2 separate regions of the Homo sapiens genome follow, and region 1 is linked to region 2. Evidence: chromatin loops called from intact Hi-C (ENCODE). Cell type or tissue: ascending aorta. All regions are shown on one strand. Links, peaks and the distances in the headings refer to the core of each region. The heading gives the core; the rest is flanking DNA. Region 1 overlaps ANKRD6 (ankyrin repeat domain 6). Region 2 overlaps ANKRD6 (ankyrin repeat domain 6).

Evidence for each region. Hi-C counts contacts between places; a loop is a spot of excess contacts. Peaks named below come from ENCODE experiments on the same cell type or tissue, not always from the same donor. Only the 100,000 strongest peaks of a DNase experiment are listed, where the experiment ranks them.
Region 1: it touches region 2 in a loop (3-fold over the local background); 3 of 110 quality-filtered maps call a loop at or near these places.

Annotation. Positions count from the first base shown.
Region 1 is chr6:89,560,153-89,568,485 of GRCh38, reverse strand. ANKRD6 (ankyrin repeat domain 6) reads right to left here. Exons shown (of 16, transcript NM_001242809.2): 2 at 1,390-1,652. The coding sequence starts at 1,509. Among named protein-coding and RNA genes, the nearest start is that of MDN1-AS1, 74 kb to the left of the region's middle. In ascending aorta, for the core only: no CTCF peak of the experiment used is centred there; DNase peaks (open chromatin) are centred at 1,448, 3,219, 3,615 and 5,861; H3K4me3 peaks cover 4,740 bases; H3K27ac peaks cover 7,289 bases.
Region 2 is chr6:89,478,914-89,487,246 of GRCh38, reverse strand. The region is part of intron 1 of ANKRD6 (ankyrin repeat domain 6); the gene reads right to left. Among named protein-coding and RNA genes, the nearest start is that of ANKRD6, 50 kb to the right of the region's middle. In ascending aorta, for the core only: a CTCF peak has its summit at 5,256; a DNase peak (open chromatin) is centred at 3,986; H3K4me3 peaks cover 1,986 bases; H3K27ac peaks cover 4,092 bases.

The sequences.
Region 1 (8,333 bases), core at 156-8,155, 81 kb before region 2:
AAATAGGTGAATTTAATGAACGTAAATTATATCTTAATAAAGCTGTTTATAAAATAGCAAATAATTAAGTCTATGTATAGAAAAAACTTGCAGACTATGCCCTAAGTGCATTAAATAAGTTATTGTTCTTATAACAATTCTGAAAAGCTGACATTACTATCCCTCTTTTACAGATAAGAAACTGAGGCTCAAAGAAGTTAAGCAACTTGCACAATTAGCAAACAAAGCAGAGTTAAAATCTGTGAGCAGGTGCCCTAACTACAGAGTCTGCACTCTCTCCCATTTGTGATTGCCTGGGCCCTGGAAAGTGCTATGGGTAGATCACACAAGCTCTGAGTTAAGGCCCCCTTCACCTTCAGTTCCAAACAATCCAATCACCATCTATGGGCAAACCCCTGTTCACCTCCATGGGGACCTACAAGTAGCTCAAGACCTCTCTGGAGGCCGGCATGGAATGTGAAAACTGCACATAAGTAAACATGAAAATAGGAGCTGACCGATCTGCCACAGGAGGTCAGAAGTTAACAGGTGACCTTCTATGAAAATTAAACTTTGCCCCTCTTCACAGCTCTTTCTGGGGAGGACTGGAGGTTGGGCTTCGGAGCCAGACTCTGTGGGTACAAGTTGCATTTCCACCACTCAGCGGCTGAGGGACCCTGGACAAGTTTCCTCCTCTCCAAAACAGGAATGAGAAGAGAATCTCTTCTAGAAGGCTGTAAAGTGCTTACAGCAATACTAGGGCTCAATAAGTGCTTGCTATCAGCATTACTTTGCCAGTGTATTTAAACTCTCCCTCTAGCTGCGCGGAGCCTGCCTTTTCTTGGCTTTGCTACAAAACTGCCTTTGGCCAGTATGGTCTCTTATCTTTCATAGTCTTCTCTGTTGGCGCAGGGTAAGCAATGCCCTCCAAAGCTTACCACCCATCTTCACTGACCCACATGAAATCAAAGCCTATAGAGGTTGTAGCAGTCATCTGGTCCAGGCCGTCATCATACAGACGGGGACAATGAGACTCTGCACAGTGGAGGGGCTGTGTACAAGCTGGTCCACCTCCCCGGGAGGCCCATCTAACGTGATTATCGCACACTCTGTCCAGTAAGCTTTTGTGTCCCAACTTCTCCCAAGAGATCTCCTCTCCATTTAGCTAAAGAAATAGGTGAGAAAAGCCACCGTGATTTTAAAGACTGTCAAATGCTAATTACAAGTTGCTCCACTTGAAAGATGGCAACAAAAGCATTCTTAATAATCCTCCTTCTCCCCAAACCTCCATCATTGGAAGAAAAGCCAGTTCTTTGAAAGCTGTGAACCAAACACAGCAGTTTTTCAGACAATGGTTAAGAGGTAGGCCAGTTCCCAGGGAATGGCTACAGCGTATTTTTCTCTTGTTACCTTGGTAACCGCTACCCTGGCGCCCTTGTTGATGAGCTGAACCACATTCTCTGTTTGGCCTTTGTACGCAGCTACGAGAAGGCGCTCTGAAAGTGCAGCGACCGCATCTTGCTGGCTCATGAATTAGGAAAGAAAGGTTTTCAGGGAAGCGGTAGACAAGTTCCTTCAGCTCAACACGAAGTCACTGGCCCGGCCTGGCACCCAGAGGTAAAGATGTTCACAATCATCAGAAGATGTCTTTATGAATATGCCATCTTCGGGACCTAGGGGTTACAAAACAAAGGTGCCATCAGGGCCACTTGACACACAAGGACAGGTCACACCTCTTCTCTGTGATTTTAAGGCATTCTGCTGCTTGCATGTTGCAGGGGAGGGTAGCTGTGGGAGGCAGGACACACAGGAAGCACACTCCACAGCAAAGCCCCTGAACAGAACTTCCAAGTGGAAGGCAGCAGAATGTGCCAACTTCCCTCCCTTCTTCCCCTATCAGGGACATCCTCCGGAGGAGTATGGCCAGAACTGCAAGGTTTGCTCTGTTTTTCTCCCAGGGAGCGGAGGCCTGGTATAATCCCCTAAGCACCACCTGGTTTACACACCGCCTTTGGCAGGGAACTGTACCGTGTGTGATCATCAAAGGCCCCCTGGTTGGATTTTGTGCGTCCACCATGGCTAACGTGCCGCTTCCCCAGTGGGTCAGTGGCCTGTGGAACACACCCCACAGAGACCCTGCTGAGTGGGTTCTCTCTTTGGGGTTTTCTCCTAGCATTTACTGCAGTTCTCTCCCTTCAACCTTTTTTCACCGTAAATAGTGTAGTTCACGAGTTCTGGAACAGATGGAGAGCTGGGCACAGGCCTGGGCCAATTCCTTGTTCCAAGTGGCTGAAACAATCCACCTTGGGGACAACACAGATGCTAAACACTAACAGTGGCTCTGCCAATGCAGGGGGCTGGTCATGTTGCTTCCTTGCTAACAGGAGGAAAAGAAGTGGCACCAAAACCACCTATGGAACACTAAAGCCCTGTCGCAGAGCAGTGATCTGGAGGGTAGTAACTAGTAGCAAACTGAATTCTTCCTACCACATAGCAAAATGAAGAGAATTTTAAAGACTGGGACTCCCCCCAGTATACCTGGGCTGCCATTAGACCCAACCAAAGCCACTGGTAATTATTTCAAGGGTGAATGGTAGAAGAAGAAATACTTAAATGTCTAATCCAGTCCTGCTAGAACAGCAAGGAAGTGAGGGCTTCTTTGCATTTTAAAAGATACTTATTAAAAATACTAGTACATACAAATGGAAAGAAAATGCTACAACAGAGATACCATCCTTCAACCCAAACCCTACCACACATCCTAACTCTGAAGGTCTGGAAGATGCAGCCATCCTTTACATTTGTTCCCAGGCACACCCAAATGTCCTTTCAGTCTCTAAAGATTAAGGAATTGGCCATGATACGGCTGGAAAGCCCTGGACCATATCCTGTTTGAACTCGTTCACCGTGGCATTCAGGCAGGTTGTTTGGCCAACCACTCTGTGAGGCTAGGGTTAAATGCCCACGTATAAAACAGACATGAGAACATTTATCTCCCAGGACTGTGGTGGGTATTAAAGAGGGTATTTTATTATGTGAAAGTATGGCCCAGATGTGAATACTGTAACTTCGGAAAGAATTCTTACCCCCCACTCTTGTGAATTATCAAACTTTCTCATCATTCTCCATCTGTTGCTCAAAATGCAGGTAAAGAATAGCAGAAAAAGAGAGAGGAACTCTCGCAAACCCATCCTGCTCCTGCTCACTGGGTCATTAGAAACAAAACAGATCTGGTGAAGGGTCTGCTGTAAAGCAGCTTGGTGAGTCACGGTCTGAGATCCCTGGGATATGCCAGAAATAGAACAAGCCAAAAAAAAAAAGAAGGAATAAAGTTGAGACTCAAAACACTGAAAGTAATGGAACTGGAAATGCCTTTGAAAATTCTCATGGTCACGCTGAACGGCCACAGTCTGGGCTTTATCTTTCCCAGACCGTTACACTATTTGAAGTGGTTTGTTTTTAAAAACATAGGTGCGCTGCCTCTTTTCATTCAGGTAATCTGTGCTTTGTTCAAACCAATTATACTGAGCTTCTGCTCTGTTTGCCCAAATATTGCAAAATCACTCCAGGCCTAAATGGCAGGAAAATAGAGTATTAGCCATGACTTATGAAATGATCTCCCTTCCACAGCCACACCCTCCCCCCCGTCATCTACCCATTTGTTAACTCTAGACACTAGACCCAACGGCCCCCTTCCATTCTAGAACCTTTCTTGCAATGGGTATTTAAATGTCTCAAGTACAACAGCCCAGTTCATACAAACATTTTCATGGCTAAAATTCTACTCATTCTGCTCCATGGCTTAGCCCCTGAGGGTAGAGGTTTTTTTTGCTGCAACCTCAGTACAGCCCATCAGTTGAGGTCACAAGCTCCACACCAGCAGTGCTGTGCAGCCTCCTCAGCAATGGATGCAGGGGTCCAGCTGGCCCATAGTAAATTGATAGCCACTCCCCTCCCACCCTCCAGTCCCATGCAATGAATTCAGCCTCCTGGATACTGAGACTGAAGTACACTTATGCCATAGCTGCAGGCTACTGAGATAGCCTTGTTTAGATAATTACCACTGGTAAACAGCCCTTTGCAAGCACAGCCCACATTAATTTTCCTTTTTGTTTGGTTAAAGATAGAAAAATACTACAGTGGTGAGAAAACATTGGCCAAGCAGAAACACCCTTCTATTTTTTTGCTTTTCAGTTACAGCTACTTAAGAATGTTCCTCTCTCATTCCATCCCCTCCACCATGACCAAAGCACCCACAGAGCAGCCTCCAGAACAGGTCCCTCACACAGGACTTTGGATACTCTCCCTACCAGAGTCATACAGAAAACTGCCTGCAAGATCAGGAACAGAACCCCAGCTTTCCAATTCCTAGTCTGTTGCCAACACCATCCCTATGTGCTTGGACATCTCAAACTCATTTTCAATTTAAGCCCAGTAATCGCCTCCTTACTAGGATCTCCAGCCTTCACCTGCAGGTGCATTTACACACAGTTTGTGGGTGGGAAGGTATCAAATGAGGGTCTTCTTTTCTGCTTCCTTTCTGCTTCTTCCTGCACCTTCAGCCTTGGGTGTGGGTGCAGGCCCAGCAGAGATACCAGGTGCAGGCCAAGCAGAGACACCACCTCTCTCCCTCCCTCATGGTCACTGTTCCTAAGTCCCAAATCCTTACCTCCCATCTAGAACAATGATACCCATTCCTTAGAGTGAGAAGACACTCTGCTTCTTCTCATCTGATGCCCTGACCTGACAAATTGGACCAGATAGAGATGTGTGTGTTGCAGGGGTGGGGGGCAGTTTAAGAAGGGATGGGGGAACCCCTGACAGTAAATTGGGAGGGAAAGGGAATAGAGGGGTGAAACCAGTCTTGAATCAAAGAGTTAAACTTCACTGCCAACCTGTTGGCTACCTTGGCTGTAGCAGTTCATCCCCTCCTTATATCTGAGCCTCCTCTTCCAAGTAGATCAGCTATCATTCAAGATACTTCCCATTGCTGGCAGTGAGAAATGTATTCTGCCCCAAGCCTATCAATTACACCCCTCTTTGTCACAATGTTCATTTTTCACAGCATTCTGGAGGAAAACCTTAAACGCAAACACGCTGCCCATTCTTTAAGCAAAAAGGAAATAAACACATGAGCATAAGTATGCAATGCACATTCTGAATCTAGATAGGGATTTAGCTTGCTAAGATTTCCCTCCATCCTCCCAGCCCACTGCCCCATTTTTGTTGCTCTGTAATTTGCTAATTCTTTTGTCTCTCATCACAAATACCAGAGGGTCACACAGCTGCTTGTCTGTGATGCAATCAGTTTTCTTTTTACAGAAAAAGGTCTATAAGGTTTGCTTTTGCTGTTCTCTTGGGGCTTTACAACAAATTCTCCTATACTTTGGAGAATTTGCCAATATCCTAAAGCCACTACGTTCTGTCTCCCGACAAGCAAAATATTCCAGAAGAGACCTGCAAATAAAAGTCCCGGCCAGGCATTATGTACAACCCACCCAGAGATGGCCCACAGGCACCCAGGAACTGGTGGCTATGGAGCGCCATCAGCTATAAACTAGCTTTGCTCCTACTGCTCCAAACCTTGTGTTGAAGAGATGGTACTCACATCCGAGGGGCTGTCCTCTCTGTTCTACATCGTGTTCAGTTTCTGGATAACTGTGGTCAATTCTTTCCTGGAGAGATCATTAGCTTCCTAGGGCTGTCACTCCCAGCAAATCTGCAGTGATTTACGTTACAATGTTCGCTGCCTTTTCCCGTTAGCCTCCTCTGCTGATGCTGGCCAAATCACATCTAAAAGCTTATTAAGACATCCATTCAGCTTGCAATGTTTTGTGGCTTGCTAGTCTGCTCGTCACAGCTTCTGAAAGTCTTGTGTCTGCAGATTTTCACGGACTGCTCCCTCCTGCCAGCAGAGGACCTGTAACACTGCCCCGATTGAAGTCAGGGAACAATTCACAGATCGGAGGAACATTTCTGAATGACGCTCAGATGACAGAGAAACGAAGTTTGCATAATTTCAGCAGTAATGCAAGAAAAGATGAGTGTGCGTGTTGTAAGGGAGGGAGGGATGCAGAAAGGGTTGAAATCTGTAATAAACTGCCTCCAAGAAAACAGGAAAATGCTTGCTTTGTGGGAGCAGCGGAGCCCAGACACTCCACCCTCCTCGGCAGAGAGTTCCAGCACAGTGACTGCGGCAGCACAGGAGACAAGGGTCTGGCTGAGCAGCTGTTCCCGACGTTTGTCTCACAAATACTCCTCTGAACAGTCTCTGCCGGGGAGGGGGAAGGGAGTAAACAGGGAACTGAGCCCCTTCAGAAGCTGTTCTGAGTGCTGTCGACTGCCCTAAACTTGTAAGCGTGTGCTCCAGCCCACTTGTTGAAGCAACAGAAATCTAATTCCCACCTGGAGAGATCATAGAAAGGAGAGGGCTTTCATTTTGACTTGAGCCAATATCCCCACATTTTCCTCTCTGTCTCTAAAGACAGAATTTTTGGTCCCAGAGATGGGGAAATTACTCTGTCAGTACAAACCCTCTTACCACCTGCCGTCCTAAAGCATTGCCCTATTTCCCCAAGGGTAATGGGGCAATGGAATGGACTGCAATCCTGCTTTGGTCATCATTTGCCTTACACCAAGGGCAGGAGAATAGCTGGAGACTCTGGTGGGTGCATTGCAAAGAGGCTGAATCCCACTGGGGAAACAAATTGCCAGCAGAATAACACAAGCTTAAAAAAAAATATACAACCATCATACTAGTTATCCAAAAGCAATCACTACTGGGTTACTGTGATCACCACTGGGGGACAAGTAAGGCTGCAACAGAGAGGAATGTGACTCAATCCGTACTTTAAAGAAACTCATCATCTGGCCACTGAAAAGCCACGATCAGGGACCAAAAGTCCAGTTGCCAGAAGATAAGTGTAAACTGAGTGGGAAGGAAGAATAAAGCAAGGAGTGGTTCATTTTCTTACAGCTTCCAGAACACTTCCTCCTTCTGAGAAGATCTACTCCCACAGGTAGGGCCCTTAACACAGTACTACCTATGAGGACACTCAGCACTGACTGCTCACGGAACCTGGTGCCCACCAGGACTATTTGCGAAAGAAGGGAAATGACAGGGTGGACACGCTCTGCTTTAGCAAGCCCATGACTCATTATAAATACACCCCACTGTCACAAAGAAACAAGTATGTTTATTTCTTGAGCCATTTAAAGCACAAAAACTCTCTTCTTCTAACTCTGTCACTGAATCTTTTGAAATAACCACCTCTGCAGGAGGCATAGAGGCTGTTACAGTGAAAGCTGAGTGACATCTGAATATTATTCAGGAAACCTGTGACATACCCTTCCAAGAAAAGCTGCTTACAGATGTAAAAATCACATAGGAGGAATAAGCACATATCACCGAATAAAGATGTGACTGACAGAAGGCTTGGGAGGTAGAGACCGTCCCTTTTTATGTAGGACAATAACTTATTGACTGACCAGCACTGCTAGACCACCAGAGCCTCCAAGTCAGGGCTGGGCACTCCCATCACTTGGCAAATGACCATGCGCATACTCAAAGTTCAGACCAAGTGTTATCTCTGCTAAGCCTTCTGCTGTCCCTGCCTTGCCCTAGACAAGATGACCATTCCCTCATCTGTGCACCTACCGTTTTTCTTTTTTCTTTTTTTTTGGAGACAAAGTCTCGCTCTTGTCCCCCCAGGCTACAGTGCAATAGCGCAATCTCGGCTCACTGCAACCTCGGCCTCCCAGGTTCAAGTGATTCTCCTGCCTCAGCTTCCCGAGTAGCTGGGATTACAGACGACTACCATGATGCCCGGCCAATTTTTGTATTTTAGCAGAGACGGGGTTTCACCATGTTGGCCAGGCTGGTCTCAAACTCCTGACCTGAGGTGATCCAAACGCCTCAGCCTCCCAAAGTGCTGGGATTATAGGCGTGAGCCACCGTGCCCAGCCAGCACCTACAGTTTTCTATAAGCTTCTGCTATGAACTGAATTGCGTCCCCCAATTCATATGTTGAAGCCCACACCCCCAGTGTGACTGTATTTGGAAATAGGAGATAATTAAGGTGAATTTGGTCATAAAGGTGGAGCCCTGATCTGATAGAATTAGCGCACTCATGCTTGCACACGTACTCTGAGTGTGCACACACAGAAGAACAGCCATGTGAGGACAAAACAGCCCATCTGCAAGCCAAGAAGACAGCCATCACCCGAAACTGAACCCTGCTGGACTTTGATCTGGGACTTCTAGCCAGAAGAACTGGAAAGTAGAACTGGAAGAAAATAAATTTCTGTTGTTTAAGCCACCCAGTGTGTGGTATTTTGTTATGGTAGCTCAAGCA
Region 2 (8,333 bases), core at 284-8,283:
TATTTTATGTAAGGCTCTATTCTGAGCACCCAACATCTATTATCTCATTTAATTCTCAGAACACACCAATGTGGTTGGTATTAACATTCTCCCCATTATACAGATGAGTAAATAATGCACAAAGCCATTCAATAATTTGCCCAGTTAATAAGTGTCAGGGCTAAGGTATGAACCCACAGGGTCCAACTCTAGGACCTGTACTCTTCGGCACCATCCTTTCAGTGAATTACCAGTAGCTGCTATGGACTGAATGTTTGTGTCCACCCCCCAACCCCAAATTCATATGTTTAAACCCTAATCCCCAGTGTGATGTGATTTGGAGATGGGACTTTGGGGAGGTAATTAGGTTATGAGGGTGAAGCCTTCACAATGGGATTAGTGCCCTTATGAGAAGAGATAACAAGAGAGCTTGCTTCCTTTCTCTCTGCTCTACAAATGTGAGGACATGGCAAGGAAACCAGGAAGAGGGCCATTGACAGAACTGAACCAGGGTGGCTCGCACCTCTAGCACTTTGGGAGGGCAAGGAAAGAGATCGCTTGAGCCCGGGAGTTTGAGACCAGCCTAGGCAAGATGGTGAGACTCCATCTCTACAAAAAAATTAAAAATTAAAAATATATTTAAAAAATTTTTAAAAGAACTAATCCATGCTGACACCCTGATCTCAAATGTCCCAGCTCTCAGAACTGTCAGAAATAAATTTCTGATTGCTTAAGCCACCCGTCTATGGTATTTTGTTATAGCAGCCTGAACTAAGACAGAAGTCATGTAAAATTGTGTAATACAATCATGTTACAAACATGGATACATTCTGAGAAATGTACTGTTAGGTGATTTTGTCATGTGAGAACATCATAGAGTGTACTTACATAAACCTAGATGGTATATATATTTTTATTTATATAATTTTTTCATATATGTATATAATCAAATGTCCCAGCACCATTACTGAATATCAATCATTTCTGCTACTTGATCTGCAATGCCAATCTCAAGTGCCACACATCAGGTTTCTACACAAGCTCCATCATAATCTTTTGGGACCACCTTCCTATAGATGGTCTGTCACTGGCTACAAAGTTGTTATGTGACACATGACTATATGTCTCAGAAACAATACATGAGATATTACAAAGTGAACAAAGAAAGTTGTAAAACATCATACATTATGACCCCATTTTTTAAAAATGTTTTAAAGACTGGCAAGATATGTATCAAAATGTAGTTATTACTGATATTTTTCTTAGTTGAATTTTCTTTAAATAAATTATTTTTATAGGGAAAATAACACATTAATTAAAACGCATGCTTCAGGTAATAGAACACTGTAGTTATTAAGAGTTGTATATATGCACAAACATCACAGCAAATTTCTGGTGAGGATTAGTAATAACTCACCTTTGCTTTCTACAAAAAGACAATCCAGAGAGAAGCTTTCCTGTGTGACTTTCATTTAACAGCACTTCACTATCAAATAAGGAGTAATTTAATCATGCCAACCTACCAAAAAATTTAGACACCCCAGGAATCTTTTTTCCAGACCAAATCCCCTTCTGCCTCGTCAGAGTTGTCTAGATGGTTCCTGACAACAGGCAGCCGGATTTGGGTTTGCAGGGCAGCACTGGAGGCTCCAGAGACCCCCTTTCCCAACAGATGGGACAGCACCAAGCAGCAGAGAAGTGTGAAGAGGCAGCTGCCCTTTGTTTACAGCAGAAAAGCCCAGGGCCTTGGGGCAAGCATGTGGCCACAAACCCACTGCTTCCCTTTGAGGAAAGAATATAAGGATAATCCAAAGCCAACCAAAAAACCCAGGTCCAGCTCTGCACCTGCTTTTGAGCCATATCAGTATTTTCTGTGCTTACAGTAGAGATTTCTCCCAGCAACAAAGCTCTGAATCTGAGTTGCCACAGCCGCATGTCCTGACCCAGCATTACTGGGTATGACTTCACCCCAGAAAACATAGCGTTCAATGCTAAATGTGAGAGACAGACACTGAGCGTATTGGCATCACATTATTTTAGATGCTTGCCAATACTCCACTTATGAACTTGACAGTAACAAAGCAGGAAAAACCTAAGTAATCATCTAGTCCAGTGTTACTCGTAGGGGTGTCATTGATATTTGGAGTGGGCCAATTCTTCATTGGGCTGGGTGAGACAGTCTGGGGCATTTCAAGATGCCTAACATCCAGGGTTCCCAAACCATTAGTGCCCCCATACAGTGTGGCAACCTGACATGTTCCCACTCAACATTTCCAAGGGCCCCTGAGTTGAGAACCATTGATACAGTCCATCACTGAGGTCCAGAAGACATTCACCTAAGGCCACCTAGGTAGCTAGAGATAGAGCCCACGTCTCAAAACACTTTGTTTAGTATTCTTTCCACTGTACCAAACTCCACTAATTAAGTTCATTAGAGCAAAAGACATTTAAAAATTAAGAATAGATTTCACACTCAATAACAGAATTTATGGCTTCTGGATAGAAGACTGACTGCTTGAACTTTTTTTTCCAATCTCATTATGGGTATTCTGGAATGTAAACATAATTCTATTACTGTAATTACTTTTAAAAGAGCAAAAATGTATCTGAATATTCAAGGCTTAAGGATGCACACTGTGTACTGAACTCATATTGCAAAAGGCATCTGTACCAAAGACAGAGAGATCTGAAAACATTTGTATTTTATTAAGAAAATGTTTTCTTTAAAAGCACCATCTCTGTAAGCAGTTAAGGAAGTGAGTCCTATGTGGGAAAACTTTACCAAACAAAACCTTTTACTTCAAGATTTTTTAAGATCAAGATTTTCCTCTTACTCAATCCAGTACTCCTCATTCTGAATATGAAATCTCAATTTATATTTTAAATAATCGCTGGCCAGTTAGTAAAGGACTTATAAAAAAAATAAGCCCACAGCATGACAAAGACATATATCCTCTACCCTGTGGTAAGCGCATCACGTATTTCACAATTCACATATTGAATATAGGACACTGAAGTTTCAGAGGAAAAAAGAAAAAACACTTCAAAATATTCATTCTTGGCCGGCCGCGGTGGCTCACATCTGTAACTCCAGCACCTTGGGAGGCTGAGGCAGGCGGATCACCTGAGGTCAGGAGTTTGAGACCAGCCTGGCCAACATGGTAAAACCTCATCTCTACTAAAAATACAAAAATTAGCAGGGCATGGTGGTGGGCACACCTGTAATCCCAGATACTCAGGACACTGAGGCACGAGAAGCGCTTGACAGAGGTTGCAGTGAGCCAAGATTGCACCACTGCACTCCAGCCTGGGCAACAGCACGAGACTCTGTCTCAAAATAGGTTAGAGAGAGAGAGAGAGACAGAGAGAGAGAGGAGGACTACAGAAAACACAATGCCAAAAATAAAATTATCCTTCAGAAATATCAGGTAAAATTCAAAAAGTCCTTTGAACCTTGTAGCTAATCTTGTTCTTGTAAATGCACATACACGTGCACAAATATATCTCTCTGTTTCTCTCCTTACATAATTCAAATTAATAATCACCTAGTAGTATTCATTTTCATTTCAAAAACCTTTAAAGGACCTATGTCTATATCCAGAAAAGAGCGCATTCCAAAGAGAACACTCCCACTCCATGCAGCTGGGAGAAGCTTGCTGTCGACAACCACAGTGCAAAATGGAACAGTTTTACAAGAGTGAATACTTACGGGGACTTCCCTCTGCAGCTGGGATGGCCCAGGCCTCACAAAGGCAAAGCCATGGCCCTCACAGAGCCAGGGCTTTGTGTGGGAAGGCGGGAGGGTCCACTGGGGAACAGCCTCAGGCCTCTCTGACATTTACATGTCAATGGCCAAACCAAAACTCTTCCAATCCTCCACCCCAGCAGATTCTCCACCCCAGCAGCTGTGGCACCCTCTGACAGCCAGGCCCTAGGTTTTGTTCTTCTGCCTTCTCTAAGGAGCCTTGAATCCGTGGGCTGCCAGCATGCATTTGGCAAACTCGTTATGAGAGATTTGTCACCCTCTTCAGAGCCCTGGGCCTAAGTAAATACATCAGCAATCTACCAGGCGGGCTTTTCAAGTCATCCAAGGACACTGTGCTGGGAGAGAGGAATGCTTTAGATAAGACCCACTGGACAGAATCAGAATTCCAAAAGATGTCTGGGTCTGGAAAGAATGAGCCCAAAGGAAAAAAGACAACATTTCAGAGAAGCATGTTACATCTTGCACTTAGGCTCAAAAAGCAACTGGTCTGGAGTTTTGGTTTGTTTATAGATCAATATGAGACAATGGTGTGATGTGGGTGCCAAAAACAAGTTAACAAACTCAATTTTAGGATTCATTATCAGAAATACATTATTATGAACAAGTTGGTGGGGACTCGGGAGAATAGACAGTCTGTGTACTATTCTACCTAGTGGAGTAGGTAACCAGGAGGGTAACTTCCAGGAATCCTGTCCAATGAGGAAGAAATCATTTGAGGGTGGGAGTAGGGGTATGACCATCCTCAATACATGAAGGATACAAAGAGTAGATTTATTCTGGGGGTTCCAAACAGCAGAACAAAGGAGTGATGATTAGATGGAGACAGTATCTACACAAGGTGGGGAGAATTTCCAACAATGAAAAATTCCGGCCCCTGTGCATTTGTGGGCAAGGGGCCTTTCCTGCAGGACTGGGGAGAGGGTAGCCTACGTAGTGGGTGCTGGGAGAAGCCAGTTAGGTTTCAATGACTTCCTTAGTGGCTGATACAAAGGGACCCCCTTAAGAAAGGAATTTCAGGATTTTTAGACCTGGAAACAAAATGACTATGAAATAAAAAAATTGATTTAAAAAGCAACATAATCTGTGTAATGTAGAAAGAATGATTTATACTGGGATGAAGCCACTCTTATAATGCTCAAAAATAGTCCAAGCATTAGTCATTTCTGAAATTATAAAATGCAGATCTACGGCCATTTATTTTGGTTTGAAAATAGCAAGGTTGGCTCACTGGATCCCATTCCCTTAAATTCCTTTTCCTTTTCCCATTTCTCAAAAAGCTGCTGATATAATTTGGGCCACTTACAGCACTTACATTTACAAAGTGTTTTATAGTGAATTGAATGTTATAAATATTTCAAAGGGCAGAATCTCACTGCTGGTCTGGGACTTAGAAGCAAAGGCGGGGAAGGAGTTCCTAGGAAGTGCCTTCTGAGTGTGTGAGCAGGGGCTTGGATGGACACCAGCTATTTCCACCTTATGAGGGGCAATGGTAAAAATCTTTCCTCCTGGAAAGCTCATCTTTCTGTCTATGTTATGAGAGAATCAAAAGAGGTGCTTTGACCCACACTGCCCTCTGGCACTGTTCTGGGTACAAAGCAGACTTGGATGTGACTTTGTTAAGCTTCATCACATAGTAGAAGGCAGTGAATGCTCAAATCACCAGCACCACCAGTACCACCAGTACCAGTGCTATCAGTGGTACAGTATCAGCACTGCCAATAGTACCACCACCAGCAGCAGTACCACCACCAGCAGCAGCAGCAGTACCACCAGCACTGCCAGCCGTACCACCAGTACCACTACTGCAAGCAGCACAACCAGCAGTATTCCTGCCACTACCACGATCACTATTGCTAATAACATTATTATAAAACAGCTATCAACATTCCTCTTTTTCTAAAGTCAACAGAGGAAATGCACATGACATGTGTTACACATAAAATTTTGATCATTACTGACAAATTGCCCTCTAAATAGATTATACGGTTGAGTATCCTTTAATTTGAAATGCTTAGAATCAGAAGTGTTTCCGATTTTGAATTTTGGGGGGTTGGGGAATATTTGTATTATACTTTGAACATATCAAATCCCAAAATCCAAAATCTACAATTCTCCAATAAGCATTTCCTTTGAGCGTCATGTTGGCACTCAAAAATTTCTGGATTTTGGAGCATTTCAGATTTTCAGGTTTGAGATGTTCAATTTGAACCAATTTATATTCCTACCAACATTGTATGAGAGTACCCATTTTGCTATGTGGCCACCAACATGGATATAACTACTGTTTTTACGTTTTTGTTTTATCTTTAAGAGCTAAAGTGGGGGATGCTCATTTTTGTTTACTTTGTATTTCATTTTTTGTTAACGAAGTTGAGCATCACTGTATTTTTTAAATGCAAGGAAAAAATTTAGAGAAATATGTCCTAAACTGCAGACCATGGTGGGTTATCTTTGTGGGGTAGGATTATGGGATACTTACACTTTCTACATTGTGTGCTCCTATAATATTTAAAATACATATAACTTTGCTTCTTCTTCTTCTTCTATTTTTTTTTTTTTTGAGACAGGGTCTTACTCTGTCACCCAGGCTGAAGTGCTGTGGCACAATGATGGCTCACTGTAGCCTCAACCTCCTGGGCTCAAGTGATCGTCCCACCTCAGCCTCTCAAGTAGCTGAAACTACAGGCATGCACCACCATGCCCAGCAAAAAAAAACAAAAAAAAAATGTAGAGATGTGGTCTCACTATGTTGCCCAGACTGGTCTCAAACTCCTGGCCTCAAGTGATCCTCCTGCCTTGGCCTCCCAAAGTGCCAAGGCATGAGCCACTATTTCTAGCCAACTTTGCATTTTTTTTTTCTGATTTTTAAAAGTAAAATTTTTAAAAAGTAATTAGTGAGGAGGATATCTTTTTTAAAAATATACAAAACTATATATACAAAATATACAAAAAATATATAAAATATATAAAAAATATACAAAATATATAAGTAGCCCTTGATGTTTATTACTTTGTTAAGTGACTAAAATGTACTCATACTCACTTTTGAGATGAAGGGAACAATACAATCCTTGCTGGCAAACCCTCCCCTCACTGGGACAGAGCACCCTGTCATTCCTGACCTGGCTCCTTCATGCGCCCCTATTCCCATGTGTCACCATAACTGCAGTTCTCTGTTACTCTATTACAGTAGATATGCTGCCAACATAAATGGGATTTTGAGTCTGGTGGAGAATGCAGGAGTCATTTTGAAAGACACACAAAATAGAACAGAAATAGCTCACTTGGAAGGCTGATCTTCTGGGATAGTTACCTTTCAGACAGACAACAATCTAGGAGAGTATGAACAGAGGCCGATGCAATATACACACCAGCTGGTGAGAAACCAGCACAGAAATTGTGTGGGCAAGTTTGTGACAGTATTGTGCCCTTTATAAAGCAAGTTTCTTTTAGGTGGAGGAGGAACTTAAAGAAAAGGGGTTCTTCATCACACGTGATACAAACCAAACTTTACTTTCTAGGAAAGTTTCAGTCTTTAAAAGCAGGAAGTATTAAACTGTTTTAACACACCCCAAACAATATAAAGACTATAATAAATCAAATTAATTTGTTAATAAATTTCACTTGATTATTACTGAGAATGTCAGTATTTTTGAAAAGTAAGTAAACCTTTTTCATACTGTAATTCTATTTCTATGATTCAATCACTAAAGAAACAATTCTAGGGGAGGCGGGAGGGATAGCATTAGGAGATATACCTAATGTTAAATGATGAGTTAATGGGTGCAGCACACCAGCATGGCACATGTATACATATGTAACTAACCTGCACATTGTGCACAAGTACCCTAAAACTTAAAGTATAATAATAATAAATAAATAAATAAATAAATAAATAAAAATAAAAAATAAAAAAAGAAATAATTCTAATTATGGAAAAAGGCTTTATGCAAAAAATGTATGCTACAGCACTATTTATAATAACAAAACACTGGAAACAGAACATTAGGGGGACTGCTATCCAATAAAAGAAGATGATTCAATGAGCCAGGAAAGCTCCATCTGGTAGAATATTATGCTGCCTTCAAATGATGTTTCTGGTTTCATATTCTTGTCTCAGTAGTGGTACGTTGCTGAGAATCTATCCTAAAGAAATAATCCAAAAACACAGGGAAGTTCTCATTTGTAAAAATGAATAACCGGAAACATCCTAGTGTCCAATAACAGAAAAATAGTTAAGTAAGCTCCCAGTGGTTCTTCAAAATTCAGCTCAAGTGATACATCCCCGGGAAATCTTCCCTGACCCTTGCCTAACCTAGCCTCCCATGATGCCCTGTTTATCGCCCAAAATTGCACAACCCCAGGGTTCTTTATGCACATGCCAATCTAGGTACCTTCGAGACAGAGAACTTGACTTCTTTGACTTAGTATTCCTAAACCTAGTGCAATGCCTAGCACAAAGTAAATATTCATCCAAATGTCTGCATTATGTAAACTGGGTGGCTTAAACAACAGAGACTTACTGTCTCACAGTTCTGGATGCTAGAAATCTGAAATAAAGGTGTCAGCAGGGTAGGCTACTTCCGAG